Linked DNA regions of Homo sapiens: regions 1 and 2 are each linked to region 3. The links are chromatin contacts, found by Hi-C or POLR2A ChIA-PET in ENCODE. All regions are on one chromosome and are shown on one strand. Each heading gives the region's core, a stretch centred on a gene start or an enhancer-like site at or near the end of the contact. The rest is flanking DNA. Distances are from core to core; before and after follow the strand shown. Region 1 overlaps FYB1 (FYN binding protein 1). Region 2 overlaps FYB1 (FYN binding protein 1). Region 3 has its middle 140 kb from the start of LINC00604.

The links. Hi-C counts contacts between places; a loop is a spot of excess contacts on that map. ChIA-PET counts read pairs that join two places held with the same protein, here RNA polymerase II (POLR2A). Pooled maps may share reads with other maps.
Region 1: a loop to region 3 is called in a pooled map, with 2.5 times the contacts of the local background. The contact joins two enhancer-like sites. A Hi-C loop is called at or near these places in 1 of 168 maps with a recorded cell type or tissue (naive thymus-derived CD4-positive, alpha-beta T cell) and 4 of 50 pooled maps. POLR2A ChIA-PET finds 5 or more read pairs at or near these places in 1 of 52 experiments (T-cell).
Region 2: POLR2A ChIA-PET joins it to region 3 with 13 read pairs in activated T-cell. The contact joins two enhancer-like sites. POLR2A ChIA-PET finds 5 or more read pairs at or near these places in 2 of 52 experiments (activated T-cell and activated naive CD4-positive, alpha-beta T cell).

The regions. Positions count from the first base shown.
Region 1 is chr5:39,185,619-39,190,236 of GRCh38, reverse strand. All of the region lies in intron 2 of FYB1 (FYN binding protein 1), which reads left to right. Among named protein-coding and RNA genes, the nearest start is that of FYB1, 32 kb to the left of the region's middle. Within about 2 kb of position 3,101, at least 3 of the 41 ENCODE cell types and tissues checked have a DNase peak (open chromatin) inside an H3K27ac peak, as active enhancers do.
Region 2 is chr5:39,208,098-39,212,860 of GRCh38, reverse strand. All of the region lies in intron 1 of FYB1 (FYN binding protein 1), which reads left to right. Among named protein-coding and RNA genes, the nearest start is that of FYB1, 9.1 kb to the left of the region's middle. Within about 2 kb of position 2,805, at least 4 of the 41 ENCODE cell types and tissues checked have a DNase peak (open chromatin) inside an H3K27ac peak, as active enhancers do.
Region 3 is chr5:40,381,385-40,386,203 of GRCh38, reverse strand. No RefSeq gene overlaps it. Among named protein-coding and RNA genes, the nearest start is that of LINC00604, 140 kb to the right of the region's middle. Within about 2 kb of position 1,768, at least 7 of the 41 ENCODE cell types and tissues checked have a DNase peak (open chromatin) inside an H3K27ac peak, as active enhancers do.

The DNA.
Region 1 (4,618 bases), core at 1,852-4,351, 1.2 Mb after region 3:
TTCTTTTCGGTCAGTGAAACCCACAGAAAATACTGGGCTTTATGGAGCAATCCATTTGAAGAGATTGCTGAATTCTGAACTACTGAGAAAGCACAGAGAATTACAAGCATCAACATTATTTTAAAGTAGAAAAGCCAATGTAGGAAATATAAAAGCTATGTTACCGTGCTCCTTAAAATCAGGACAAAGTTAGTTCCAAACATCATCCTGTGTGTTATTCAAAAAATCTGATGCTCTCTGCAGATCTATGAAGGAGCAACTGGCTCAATTTCTCAAGGTCACTTCTAGCTTCCGGCTCCTGCTTCTTCTAACTTGGATGGGTTTGGGGATTGCCCCCCTGACCCTGTGCTATACTGCAATAACCTAAACAAGGACTCAGCAGTTTCCCTTAGTTTTCACTGCAGACCACTTATCAAAGGCATGTGTGTGCAGGACAGGCTTCACCGAAGGTTTGAGGAGCCAGAGGGGTTTACATTGCACCTTGAGCTGGAAAAGTAAAATATTGGCAGTCTCCGTCCTTCAAAAACAGCAGGTATTTTGTAACTCAGGCTCCTGCCTTCTCCCTGTAGCTCACCCTTTTTTCTTTTCCTCATTTCTTTGACCCATCCTTCCCAAAGGCAAAAAAATAAAAGCCAGAACCACTCTTTCCATTTTATTACTCAGAATAGTTCAGCTATCTCCAAGCTGAACCCTTCAACACAGCTGTGGTCTTCCTCTGAATATTAGCAGAAGTTTCTTATTCAAAGGCCTCCTCCCAGAAGAAGTCAGTGGGAAGAGATGGCCAGGGGAGGAAGTGGGTTTATTTTCTGTTGCTATTGATAGTCATTGTATTACTAGAAATGAACTGTTGATGAATAGAATATATTCAGGACAATTTGGTCAATTCCAATGCAAGTACGGAAACTGAGTTGTCCCAAATTGATGTGACAGTCAGGCTGTTTCATCTTTTTTGTTTATTTTCAATGCCTAATAAACAGAGATCCTAAAAAAAAAAAAAAAAAGGAATTCCATAAAAGGCGTTCTTCTGCCAGACCTAGGATTTGAAAGCTTTCAGGTTCTTTCCTGAGTTAAAATATTACAAGGATACCCCAGACAACCAGCATCTCTTACTTGTCTTCCTGATCATTGTGAGCTCTAAATGGATCTCTGAGGAGAAAGATGACCAGGACAGATAGTGGTTCTAACAGTGAATGTGTCATATATTCAGAAGAAGCAAAAGAAAAAACACCAAAATTGTGCCTTCATCTTTCAAAGGTTCTTAAACTTCTAGTTGCATAAGAATGTCCCCAAAGTTTTTAGTTCAAGAGGTCTGGGATGGAACTCAGGAATTGGAATAGCTATCAAGTTTCACCAGATGATTCTAATGCAAGGTGTTCCTGGATCACATTAAAAAGTACTGTAGTCAGACGGGCGCAGTGGCTCACGCTAGTAGTCCCAACACTTTGGGAGGCTGAGACGGGCGGATTACCTGAGGTCAGGAGTTCGAGACCAGCCTGGCCAACATGGTGAAACCCCATCTATACTAAAAGTACAAAAAATTAGCCGGGCGTGGTGGCAGGCGCCTGTAACCCCAGCTACTTGGGAAAGTCACTTGAACCCCGGAGGCGGAGGTTGCAGTGAGCCAAGATCGCACAATTGCACTCCAGCCTAGGCAACAAGAGCGAAACTCTGTCTCAAAAAAAAAAAAAAAAAAAAAGTGCTGTAGTTGATGAGAAGGATTAGAGTGGGGGCAGTGGGGCTACGGGGGCTGTGGGGTGGTACGTTGGGGTTAGGTGTGCAAGGGTTGGTGGGGAGATGAAGGGTTTCTAAGCCATAGATATTTTTCTTAAAAGAAATACTGTAACACTGAACCAAGATACTAGCAGTTAGTGATTACATCAAAACATGCAAATGAATGAATAATCCATTTAAGCAAACAAGTAGGTCTGTGGTTGTTCTTGAAAATTTGCTTAGTGAGGGAAAGAGCAAAGGTGTTACTCAAATATCTAACATATTCCATGGCATAGCTCTGACCACTTGGAGTAGCTGAACAAGTTCTTTGCTATGGCAGATAATAACCCTTTAGTTACTGGATCACAAAGAGGTCCAAGGGTTCCTGAGGGATATCGGGGCCTTTGGAGGGCTGCAGCAACTTCACTACTTCAATAATTGGTAGATAGTGCACACCAACTGACCGTCAGCCTGGAAGAGTGGTGACGTGTTCTACCCACAGAACACCTGTAATCAACGACTCTTGCCACCCTCTCCCTCTTTCCTTTCTTTCTTTTTCCTGTTTTCTATTCCCTTTCATTTTCATGTCTTTGTTCCCCCTTCTGCCCTGCATTGGCTTGAGGTTTGTTCCACACAGTGCTTTCAGGTGGCACATATAATTACTATTCATTAAATATAAAAAAAAAAACTTAGCACTACTGGTGGTATGCAAGGCAAAGAAAAAAAATGGAAGCACTACAACAAATAGACTTTGAAAATCTGAATAACTGGGTGTCAGTCTAAGAGCTGCCTCTATGTTGATAAAGGCCATAATGGCGATGGAGCCCACAGTCCTGCCCAAGATGACCACACTTGTTCCTTTAGGAGCTCTCCATGCTTGGTGATACCCCTTCCCACCTGCCCAAACTGACCAGGAAGTCTCAGAGATGAGAGGAGCTAAAAACACTGCATCTTTTTATGCTCCCAAACTGATTATTGCCCAAGTGCAACTGTACTGGCCTAGTTACCCCACTATCTAGATGTCTCATCATTTAGTAACAATGTTCATCTTGTTCTTCAGTGATGTTTTAGTATGTTAAGTACCTAGTCTTCAAAATAGGCTTATACGGTACTTACAAGAAATTAGACCAATGCAAAAGCAAGCTAGGCAGTTGTCCTAAAATCAAGGTGCCTTTCTTTTATAATGCTTTATCGTTGGATCTTCAAAGATAAGCAAGTTGAAGAAAAACACTCTCAAGTTTTCATGCTGTAGACAGACTCCTGTGTTTGTGAGCCTAATGATAAAAGAAGAGGATGAATGTGGCACTGATAAAAACATTTTTTTCAAGCGTGTCACAGTATTTTTGTAAGCTGAAAGCTTTTTTTAAGCTTGCTTTGAAGTTGATAGGAGAACCTGCAAAAAGCGCAATGAGCACTTAACGATCTGTGAGAAGTGAGGTGTATTATGAAGACAGGACCACTTTTTTGTTTTGAAGAATGTAGGAGTTTTCACAATCATTTTTTTTATCATGAGTTAAGAGCAGTTGCTTTGTTATTAGAAAGACTTGGGTTCCAGTACCAGCTGTACCAATTACTGTAGGACCCCAAGGAGGGTTCTCGGCCTCTTTTAGCCTCAGTTTTCTCATCTGCTAATGGGGATAATAAGTCTACTATGTCATAGAATTATTGTTAGGATTAAAAGGAAATGTAGTAAAAACACGTAGCACAGTTCCTAGTACATCATAAAGAAAGACAATAATTGGCAGCAATTTAATTAATATTTTTAAAGGATAAAAGGAGAAAAAACTCAAATAAAGACCCAATGGAAATAGATGAATAATAGATGATAGCTATCAGCTGCTGCCTCAGGGATCAATAATAGTAAAAAAAAAAAAAAAAAAAAAAAAAAGCATCCAATTGTTGCAGGTGTTAAATCACATTTTGTTTTGCTTAAACATAACATAAAGATTTTCATTATCACATCAACTTGATCCTCTTGTAGATGCAGTCTCTTCCTGTGCCTCTCTTGCTGTATTACTCTGTTTCCTTAGGTATAAGTTCTACTCTTTGTTGACTTCAGAGTGCTGTTCTCTCAGTGTTGCCTTTTTTGTTTTGTTTTGTTTTTGAGATGGAGTCTCACTCTGTCGCCAGGCTGGAGTGCAGCGGCACTATATTGGCTCACTGCAACCTCTGCTTCCCAGGTTCAAGTGATTCTCCTGCCTCAGCCTCCTGAGTAGCTGGGATTACAGGCATGTGCCACCACGCCCAGCTAATTTTTGTATTTTTAGTAGAGACGGGGTTTCACCATGTTGGCCAAGATGGTCTCGATCTCTTGACCTGGTGATCCTCCCGCCTTCGCCTCCCAAAGTGTGTGTGTTGCCTTTTCAATGTTTGAAAATTCTTGATTTTGTGTTCATGTTTTAGTGGAGCTTGAATTCAATTGTCCACCGTTTCTGTTTGTGCAGCCCGCTTGAGGGAAGAGAGGGGTGGGGTTAGTGTGCCCGGACATGGGGCACTTTGACAGCCAGTCTTCAATCCAGGTGCTCCTCTTTCCTCCTGGACAAGGCAGCCAGCGGGACTCTGCTCAGCTTCGCCCACTCAAGGGCTCACTCGTAGTTCTCAGTATTTCTGTTGTGTAGAAGTCAAAAGTGCCCGGCTGTCCCTGCTTCATACCCTCAAGTAGTCACCCATGGGCCCCTACCTGCTCCCAATATTCTCCATCTCTGAGTGCGGAACCCTCACGGAGTGGCTCCAACTTTTATAGCTCTCTCTCATGCTCTCTTTGGGCTTTTATTACCTCGTTGATCTGATCTCTCTTCAAATCTTTTAGGGATTCCTCATGGTTTCTAACACACTGTGGGTTTGCTTTTTTTTCTTACTTCCAGTGTGATTATGTGTGTGTGTGTATATATATATATATGTGTGTATA
Region 2 (4,763 bases), core at 1,556-4,055, 1.2 Mb after region 3:
GACAAGTGAGAGCCCAGAGCAGCTGAAGCCATGAAGTGCTTTGGAAAGAGAAGCGTGCCTGGGAAAAGAGAGTGGCTGAGTGCTAAGAGCAGGGTGAACACCATGGAAAACTTGAAATTGAAAACATCACAATTTTAATGAGAAAAAGCGCAACCCAAAGTGAAGAGCACCATTATAACAAAGGTGAGAAAAGATGCTCATCTTATGACAGAGTCTTGTTTCTGTGCAGTTATCAGAAAAAGTGAGCTAAGAGGTGTGATGTGCTTATATTGTTTAATCCTGATTACTAAATACCAAATGCGTTTTCTTCAAAGCTCTAAAGGAGAAGAAATGGAATGGGAACAAGGGGGAGGGTTGAGGGCAGGGAGGATATCCCACATTGTCATATTCCTTAGAGTAAGGTTTCAAAATATTATCTATTTCTCTTTGTGGAATCTTCCATAGCTTTCCATTTCTAATGTATAGCTTTCACTTTCCTCAAATCGAACTCTGGATCTCTCATTGACTAGAAGCTGCCACATGCCTTTTTTTATTTTTTATTTTTTATTTTTTTGAGACAAGGTCTTGCTCTGTCACCCAGGCTAGAGTACAGTGGTGCATTCATGGCTCACTGCAGCCTTGACCTCCCGGGCTCAAGCAATCATCCCACCCCAGCCTCCAGAGTAGCTAGGACTACAGGCACTCACCACTGTGCCTGGCTAATATTGCATATTCTTTTGTAGAAATGAGGTCTTGCTTTGTTGCCCAGGCTAGCCTCAATCACCTGGCCTCAAGCAATCCTCCTGCCTCAGCTTCTCCAATTGCTGGGATTACAGGCCTGAGCCACCCATTGTGCCCAGCTGCTGCCACCTGTCTTGGTTAGCTCGTTGAGTTCTTCCTCTTCTTAGCAGTTTTCACACAGATCTTTTCACATGCTGGGAAGGAAGTCTCTAGAAAACCCCACAGATAGCCTCATTCCTCCACCCCCACTTCACTCCATGTAGACAATAAGCTTTCAGTTTCTAACATCATGTTGAGTGTAGAAAAGAAATTTACCACCCAGGAGCGTGTGTCTGTGTCTGTCTATGTTTTCGTGTTTGTTGGGAGTGACACGAAGGCTGAGGGAAAAAATAAAGCATAACATTTCTATTTTTCGCTTGACAAACAGTATCTTTCCCAGACATCAAAGATTTTTATTTCAGACTTCAAATGTCCTTAGCAAAATAAAGTTTTTGTTGGGGTGTACATGAAAATAGAACAACCATAAGAAATAGGCCGGGCGCAGTGGCTCACGCTTATAATCCCAGCACTTTGGGAGGCCGAGGCAGGCGGATCAAGAGGTCAGGAGATCTAAACCACGGTGAAACCCTGTCTCTGCTAAAAATACAAAAAATTAGCCAGGCGTGGTGGCGGGCGCCTGTAGTTCCAGCTACTCGGAGAGGCTGAGGCAGGAGAATGGCGTGAACCTGGGAGGCGGAGCTTGCAGTGGGCCGAGATCGCGCCACTGCACTGCAGCCTGGGCGACAGAGCGAGACTCCGTCTCAAAAAAAAAAAAAAAAGAAAAGAAAAGAAAAAGAAATAGTAGCTGAAATTTAGGTCTCTCTTTGAGGTTGGAGGAACAGAAAAAATGAAAGAACTTATATTGTATTATGAAGTGTACATCAACTATTAGCCTAAGAACCAAATAAGCCACTAATAAGATATCTATGAAAACATTTTTCAATTATCTACAAGTTCGTTAGTCAAAATGTAAATTCCTGAAAAACTGTTTTCTAATTTGGTATTTTCAGGTCATGCAGGCTGAGTGAATTATCCTAAACAAATGTAAGTTAAATTTGCTATAAAAAATTGTAAAATAGAATAAGAAAAATAAGTGGTTTTAGGACCATTTGTTGTTCTGTACTATCTACATCTCACTCTATATTCTCTACATCCTATCGCCATTCTATCCACATCAAGAACTCAAAAACATATAGCAAAACAAACCTCAGAAACACATAGAAACTCATATATATTTATATGTATGTATTTATACTAGAGACAGGCTCTCGCCACGTTGCTTAGGATGAACTCAAACCCTTGGGCTCAAGCGGTCTTCCCACATCAGCCTCCTGAGTAGCTAGGACCACAGGAATGCACTATCATGCCTGGCTAGAAAGTCGTATTTAACTTCCTTATCCATTTATGCTTAAGCCCTCAGAGGCCATGGCAAAGTCAAAACTATTTGTACAGGAGCTATTTTGTAGGATAACCAGGAAAAGAACATTGAAGGTTCGAATTTGTAGAATGATGATGATTGTCCCGCTCCTGATTCTAAAAACAGGGGGTACACAAAAATCCAACTGATGCACATGCCTTATAGAGAATACAAGGCGCCAGCATTTGGGAGGTGGACCATCACCATCAAAGCTTTACTACTTGCTAGGCTATCTTGCTTCTTCTGCTCTAATTCACTCTGGAAGAGAGAACACAGTAGAAACAGGAGAAGGATCCGGATCATCAGTGCTCGGAATAACACCAGACCAGGAGATAATGCACAGCGATATCTGTGGTGGTTTTTCTGCCAAGGTCCGAGGGGACCTGGCGGGGCACACACACCACCCAGAAAGTCCCCATTTAAGTCAGGTGTTTCCTTCCACATGACACCTCACAATGCAAGGCCATAGCAGACAGGGCATCGCTGGGGTTGTTGCAGTTCCACCTCCACCTTCACAAGTTACTGAAAAACATACAGGGGTTGTCACAATCAGGGCTACCACCGCTGCTTCCGCCACCAGGTCCTCCTACCCATGCCTTCGCCCAGAGCCTGCAGCAAAGGGCTCCCGCCCCAAGAACTTAATTTGCGGCGAGAGTCAAGTTCCCACATCCTGTTGAAGAGGGGCCTGGTGCTCTCTCCAGCCTCCGAGGCTCAGCCCACTGGAATGCATCACAGCCCATTTGCAATGAAATAGATATTCAATTGGCAAGTGCTTAAATCACAACTGCAGGTCAACAAAGGAGCTAAGAAAATCATCTCCTCCACTCCCATCTGTATGACCAATCAAGGTGAAATTTAAGTAAACGCAGTCCATCAGCCAGTACGTTCAATGCATATTATGGAAAGAGATGCGCCAGGATCAGGGATGTGTCTGCTTGTTTGCCGGGGAGGGAATTGCTGTTGAGGAGGAAAAATAAAACCAGGTTCCTGCTTTTACATCTCCTTAGGGAAACAGAGAACACACATGTAAATTATAATTCATTAAGAATCTAAATAGGCCGGGTGCGGTGGCTCACGCCTGTAATCCCAGCACTTTGGGAGGCTGAGGCAGGTGGTGGATCACCTGTGGTCAGGAGTTCAAGACCAGCCTGGCCAACATGGTGAGACCCCATCTCTATTAAAAATACAAAAATTAGCCAGGCGTGGTGGTGCATGCCTGTAGTCCCACCTGCTCGGAGGCTGAGGCACGAGAATCGCTTGAACCCAGGAGGCAGAGATTGCAGTGAGCCAAGATCGCGCTACTGCACTCCAGCCTGGGTGATAGAGGGAGGCTCCGTCTCAAAAAAAAAAAAAAACATATTTAAACAGTGTTAATCGGGATAAAAAAGATCACTGCTGTTCTATTATCGATAGAGGAGCTTGTTATCTACGATGCTTGTGAAGGGTCTCGTCAGGAGTACTGTATTTTCAGCCAGCAACCGTTAACTCTTAAGTCGGAGTAGTTTTGAGGTAATTTCTAATAGTAAAGAGTTTTATGAAAGTTTATTTTCAGATTAAGACCATTCCCTTTTCCAGGTTTACTGGGTACAACAGATCAAGTCTCTTTAAAGAGAAAACACTGTGTGTGTGTGTGTGTGCGCATTGTGTGTGTGTTGTGTGTGATGAGAAGGGATGGAGGGCTTGGTCATGGGGGTCATATGTGTTATTTTCTTTAATCTAGGCGATGCAAACCAGTAATGCAGAATCCTATTGCTCTATAAAAATTTGAATTGCTTGAATCTATTACAAATTTTTGCCAGTGTGCTTCCTGCCTCAAGGATGGTAAGTTTCTCCAGCTTAGGGGAGAACATTCTGTCTCCTCAGTCTTTTTGTTACACCTCCTGGTCAGGCCTTTGTAGAGCAGGTCCTAAGTTTGAGTAACAAAAGGCATCACCCCCACAGAACCTGGGTCTCCTAACCAGCACACCGTCTTCACCCGCCCTGGCTGCAATCTCCGAAGCCTTAGGCAGGACGAGGGCTGGCTTTCTGGAACCGTTTCTCTTGTACTCATGATCGCCCTCACAGCCTCTTGTTGTCCTCTGATGTCACTGTACTGGGGTCCTATCATGGGTAATGATGGCAGTGGCAGAAACAAATTTTGTTCCATAAGAAGAACCAGCAGTTGAGACCGAATAAGTAAGTCATGGGTAACAAACGACTTTATCTCAACATAACTAACAATAAAGAAACTCCACGTATGGTAAAAAATTATCAAAGATTTTTTGAAAAACCGATTTGGGTAAACTATTTTATTCATTTACTGCCTCCACCATGATTAGAAGCATTACATGCAATCAAATGAAGTCATTTTATTCCCTTTTTTATGGGCTTTATATAGGGAAGAGTAACAGCAGCCACAGCAGAGATTCATTCTCCTCTTGCTTTAATTGCAAAAGTGACACAAACATATCTTAAGGAGGTAAAACCTGGCTTCCAAGTCATTTTAAATTCATTAGTTTCCCATGATTTATGGAAGTTTTGTTTCTTTTGTATTTTAAAGAACGTTCTAAAGATGAGACTTTCAAAGGTGGGCAACTTTAAAAACCAT
Region 3 (4,819 bases), core at 519-3,018:
GTTTTCTTCTTAGGACTTTTCTCAGTTCTTCTCTATTTTTCCCATGAGAATCAAGAATGTAGAATCTTGGTTGCTTTTTTAATTTTTCTGCTAACCATTCTCTATCAAGGGTCTAGTACAGTGCATTCACATAAAAGGCACTTACATAACTATGGAATTAGTGATACTATAAAAGAAGAGAAGGCTGGGACAATGGTTAGATACCTTCTTTGGCTTTAAAGATTTGAATAAAAATGTGTTTCTAGATGAGTTGAATACTGGAGTTCAGGAGCTGATTTTGCAGCTCCTGCAGGCTGGAAGTTTGAATGGTCCTTTCCTTGAGCTTCACCTGTACCCAGGGGGTATGGGTGACTCACTTGGCAAAAATTGCCTTGTGTGGTGCTTGTTCTCAGCCTGCTTGCCAGATTCCTCTTCCTGGCAAGGTAGGGCCCCATTCTTTTTCCTTTTGAGGAGTGGAAATAGTCTGGTGTTTGTGGATCACCAGCATCCAGGAAGTGCTCCTGGGATAGCCCTACTTCAGAACTGTGAGTGATGTTTAAAGTGTTGGTGACCACACAGGTTTCTTCACACTTCTGCAGCCAGCTGGCATTCCAAACTCATCATGCTCAAATTGACTCAGTCCTAAATAACCAAACACTGTGAGAGGGTGGAAATTTGGTTTCCAAAGGGAGTTACTGAAGTTACAAATCCTGACTAAAGTATATATTTTTCACATATAAAAATAGTCTCTGGGCTCTTGGATCAGTTTTATTTTTTTTCTTATGCTTTTAATCATAGAAAATAGTCTCCCCATACTTCTTTTGGGAAACATAGTACGTTTTTTTTTTCTCCTCCGTTGATATTTAGTGCTAAGAGTGAATTTACCAAAGGGTTTGTGAATTCTGTCTGTATATCTTAATGTGCACCCACAACTTTGTAGACAGATGGAAAGATGAAGTAATTCAGAGGTTCAAAAGAAAAAAAAAAGCAGAAATGAGCAACATTTCATAATCTTCTTTGCAACTGGCTTCATTGACCTTTTTCTTACTTAGCTTCCTTCCCTTCACGGCAAGCTTTTGAAAAAATTGGGGACAATGTAATAGTGAAGTGACTATTCTATGTTTTACAGGAAGATTTAAATGAGAAACAATTGCATTGACCAAATTAATGAGCTAGATTGTAGTAGGGCAAAGGTTGCCTGGGGTGTATGCAGGGGGAGGGCAGGAGGGATTCAGCTGAATGAAGTGACAGCCCTCTTTGTTAACTTCAGACCTGGAGGTGTGCTACAGTGTTTTGTCATTGAAGGGTGTATCATCTTAAGGGCATGTAATTTGCTATTAGTTCTCAATTTCAAGCTATTTCCCTCTTAAATCTGAAAAAGTACCAATCTGAGGAGATTATGCCAGGTATATACTGAGTGAATGCTTCACAAGTGAGGCTCATCCAACATTATGGTGAACATTACTATTTAGTCTCTATAAAATTATATCAGAAAGTGAGAAGTATAGATGAGATTTGCTCCAATTCACTCAATGAATCTGGCAGGTTGGAAATAGGCTATTACACTAGACTTCCTGATGGTTTAGTGGGAATTCCTTTGCTTATGAAGCATCCATTATTGCCTGAGGCATTACTAGTGATTAGAAGGGAAATATTTCTGCTCCAATGCCTTTTGCTTCAGCAACCATAGTTTAGCCACGCAAGGGGGAATCACCTTTGCTCTGGTTTCTTGTCTTAGTGTGAAAAGTCCCTGAGCAGCAGCCTACCTCTCCCTTCTCCTCATATTTAATCAGTGAACACTGATGGGGTAGCTTCAAGAGTAGGTACTGTACTAAAGCAAAGGCTGGTGGTTATGTTGGCAAAATAGAAAATGAAAATAAAGGAAACCCTATACAGTAAGTCCTCACTTAATGTTGTTGATAGGTTCTTGGAAACTGTGACTTGAAACAAAACAACATAGAATGAAACCAATGTTTTATTCTTATCAAGGATGTTGAAAGAAATGATATTATTCAAAGACCTGTTGTATGTCATTTCACTTTAAGTCACAGTTTCCAAGAACCTATCGACAGCATTAAGTGGACTTACTGTATATCATAAAGTGGAAAGTTTGGCACAGTAGTTACAAAGGGCAAGAGACGAGAAATATGAGGCTAAATTAAACAAGGGCTAAAATTTTAGATGTTATTTAGCAGAAAAGTTATGGTAAGGGAAATATTATTTGGGATTGTGCTTCTTCTATACATTACCTCATTCATCTCTATGGTAACCCTAAAGACACATTGCACAGGCATTCTTCCCAATGAATGCATGAGGAATCTGAGGCATGAGACATTTAGTTACATAACTGACTCTCCAGCTCATTTAAGGCTGGAGATAAAGTGAGAGCCAGAACTTTGGTTCTGAATTTTCTTTGAAAGATTTTCTGGGATCTCTTCTAGCTGTGTGATTGTTATGTGTAGTTTTAAGCATTTATGAGCATCTTACCACCATTCCCAAGAAAATGATCTATGAAGAAAATTGTCTTAATCAGCTCAGGCTGCTACAACAAAATACCATAGACTAAACAAAATACTATGCAATTTGAAGGCTGGGAAGTCTAAGATCAGAGCACTGGTAGATCTGGTATCTGGTGAGTGCACTCTTCCTAGTTTGCAGACAGCTGTTTTTTTGTTATATCTTAACATGGCAGAGAGAGATGATCTCTTGTTTGCCTCTTATTATAGAGGCACTAATCTCATTCATGGTGGAGGATGAATGAGATTAGGGGATGGTTCCACCATCATGACCTAGTAAGTTCCCAAAAGTCCAACCTCCCAATACCATCACATTGGGGATATAGGCTTTAATATGAATTTTGGGAGGACACAAATATTCAGTCCATAGCAGTTGTGATGTACAATATCTCTTCATATCATTTTAAAAAAGGAACAATGGATAGGCTTTTAAATTTGTGTCTTAGCTGTCTTTCATCTAAAATTACCAGTTCTCAAGTACTCTGCAATTTAACTGCTTTCAGAATTTCACTGCCTATCTATTGATGGCATTTTAACTTTCTGGAGCCTGGCAGCCACAGTCACTTAATTAAAAACATATTTGTTTTATTAATAAAGTAGTTACCATTATTTATTATTCAATTTTCAAAATATGGTTGATAATGAACACTCATGGTTTCTTGTTGAAGCAGGTAAATTAGGAAGAAGATCAAGTCTCTCTGAGTTGAATTTACCTTATAATCAGCCTGAAAGCAAAATAAACAATATAGTGTTCTAGTGTTTGAAGGACATGCCATCATTTGCTAAGAAAACATTTAGGTTTTTGAAGATTTTGTAAAACAGTTTGATCCTCTATAGTGCATATTTTGTTACACACATTTTTTTTTTTTTTTTGCTGTGGTCACTAGTAGTGAGGGAGATGTTTATTGGGCTAAACCTAAGGAACTTCGATCACATTGGAAAAATGAGAAGAACAAATAGCAACAAATCCTCCACACATACTGATTGACTTGGACACAGTCTCTTCAGTTTACCTGTGACAGTGTCACCATGGATCATCCTGCAGGCATCTGTTTATCCTCCTTCTGTCAACCTTCAAGTAAAGGCTGTATCTGGAATGTCCTACATTTCCCCATTTATGATCTTTCAGCCCAGATTTATCTTAAATCGACTGAGATTTTCAGCCTATATAACCTTTAGGGATAATAATATCTGGAAGTTTGTCACCCTGTAACCAAAGTAGCACTTTATAATTGAATCAATAGACTTGATTGCATTCTCTAAGAGATTCAGTCTGAAATTTTGTCTAGTTAGAGTCATAGGTCTGTTTCTCTGAAGGAGGTAAAAGAGGATTCATCCAGCCAGTTGTGACTCTCAGGTAAGAAATTTACTTAAGTAATCCATGTGTACTCTCCACCTGTGAGTCTTTAGGTGGCAGTTATAATTTGGTACATAGATGACCTTGTAAGTTTGTTTTAGTCATAGATACTTTACATAAACATAAGTGTAACAGAGGATATTTATTCATCATAAAGTAATGTTCTTCTGGTGGCCACACCTTTAAGGAACATAATATAGCACAGCTTTAGAATGAAATAGTTACCAGATGACATCTTTAAGTGACTCATTGTTTTTTGAAGATCTTGGGGATAAAAGTTCAAATGATATAACTTCCAGGCAAGGGCAATTTCTTGATTATAAAATGATTAAGAAAAAAAGTTATTATATTGGAAGTCTCAAATTTTATCTTCTCACATATTTTTGTAGGTTGTATTATGCATACTGTCAACGTAGTCTCTAATGTTTTATACAAACTCTCAGGAGGAAAGGAGCTAAGTGAGTGGGAAGGATTTGCCATGAGTCATTTGTAGTAATGGTAATGGTATAGACGTACTATCTGGCATAATTAAACTGGTGATGGGAGGTAGAGTTCTCTTGTGTGCACTAAATTCCATTGTTCAATGCAGAATTTCTTAACTTCTCACTATTTCATTCACTCTTTGAGTGCGCCTGTTTTTGGTCAAAACCCGAGGAGTTGTTGGTGGAGTTAGATCGGTTAACAACATCATATCTGTAAAATGCAGGTGACACAATTACAAGGATCATTTAGGGGTGCTTATTACATATATTGTACGTACATATATAGTTCCCCCAGACTACTAAACCAAAATTTCCAATGATAAGACCCAAGAGTATGTATTTTTTAATGGGAACCTTAGACTATTCTTATAATCACAAATTCAGAAACTTTTATCTTAACTAGATACTGTAGGAAAAGCATCTACGTTCTTTTAATTACAGCTAGTACTTTCATTATATTTCAAGTTTTCAAAGCACATCTCATC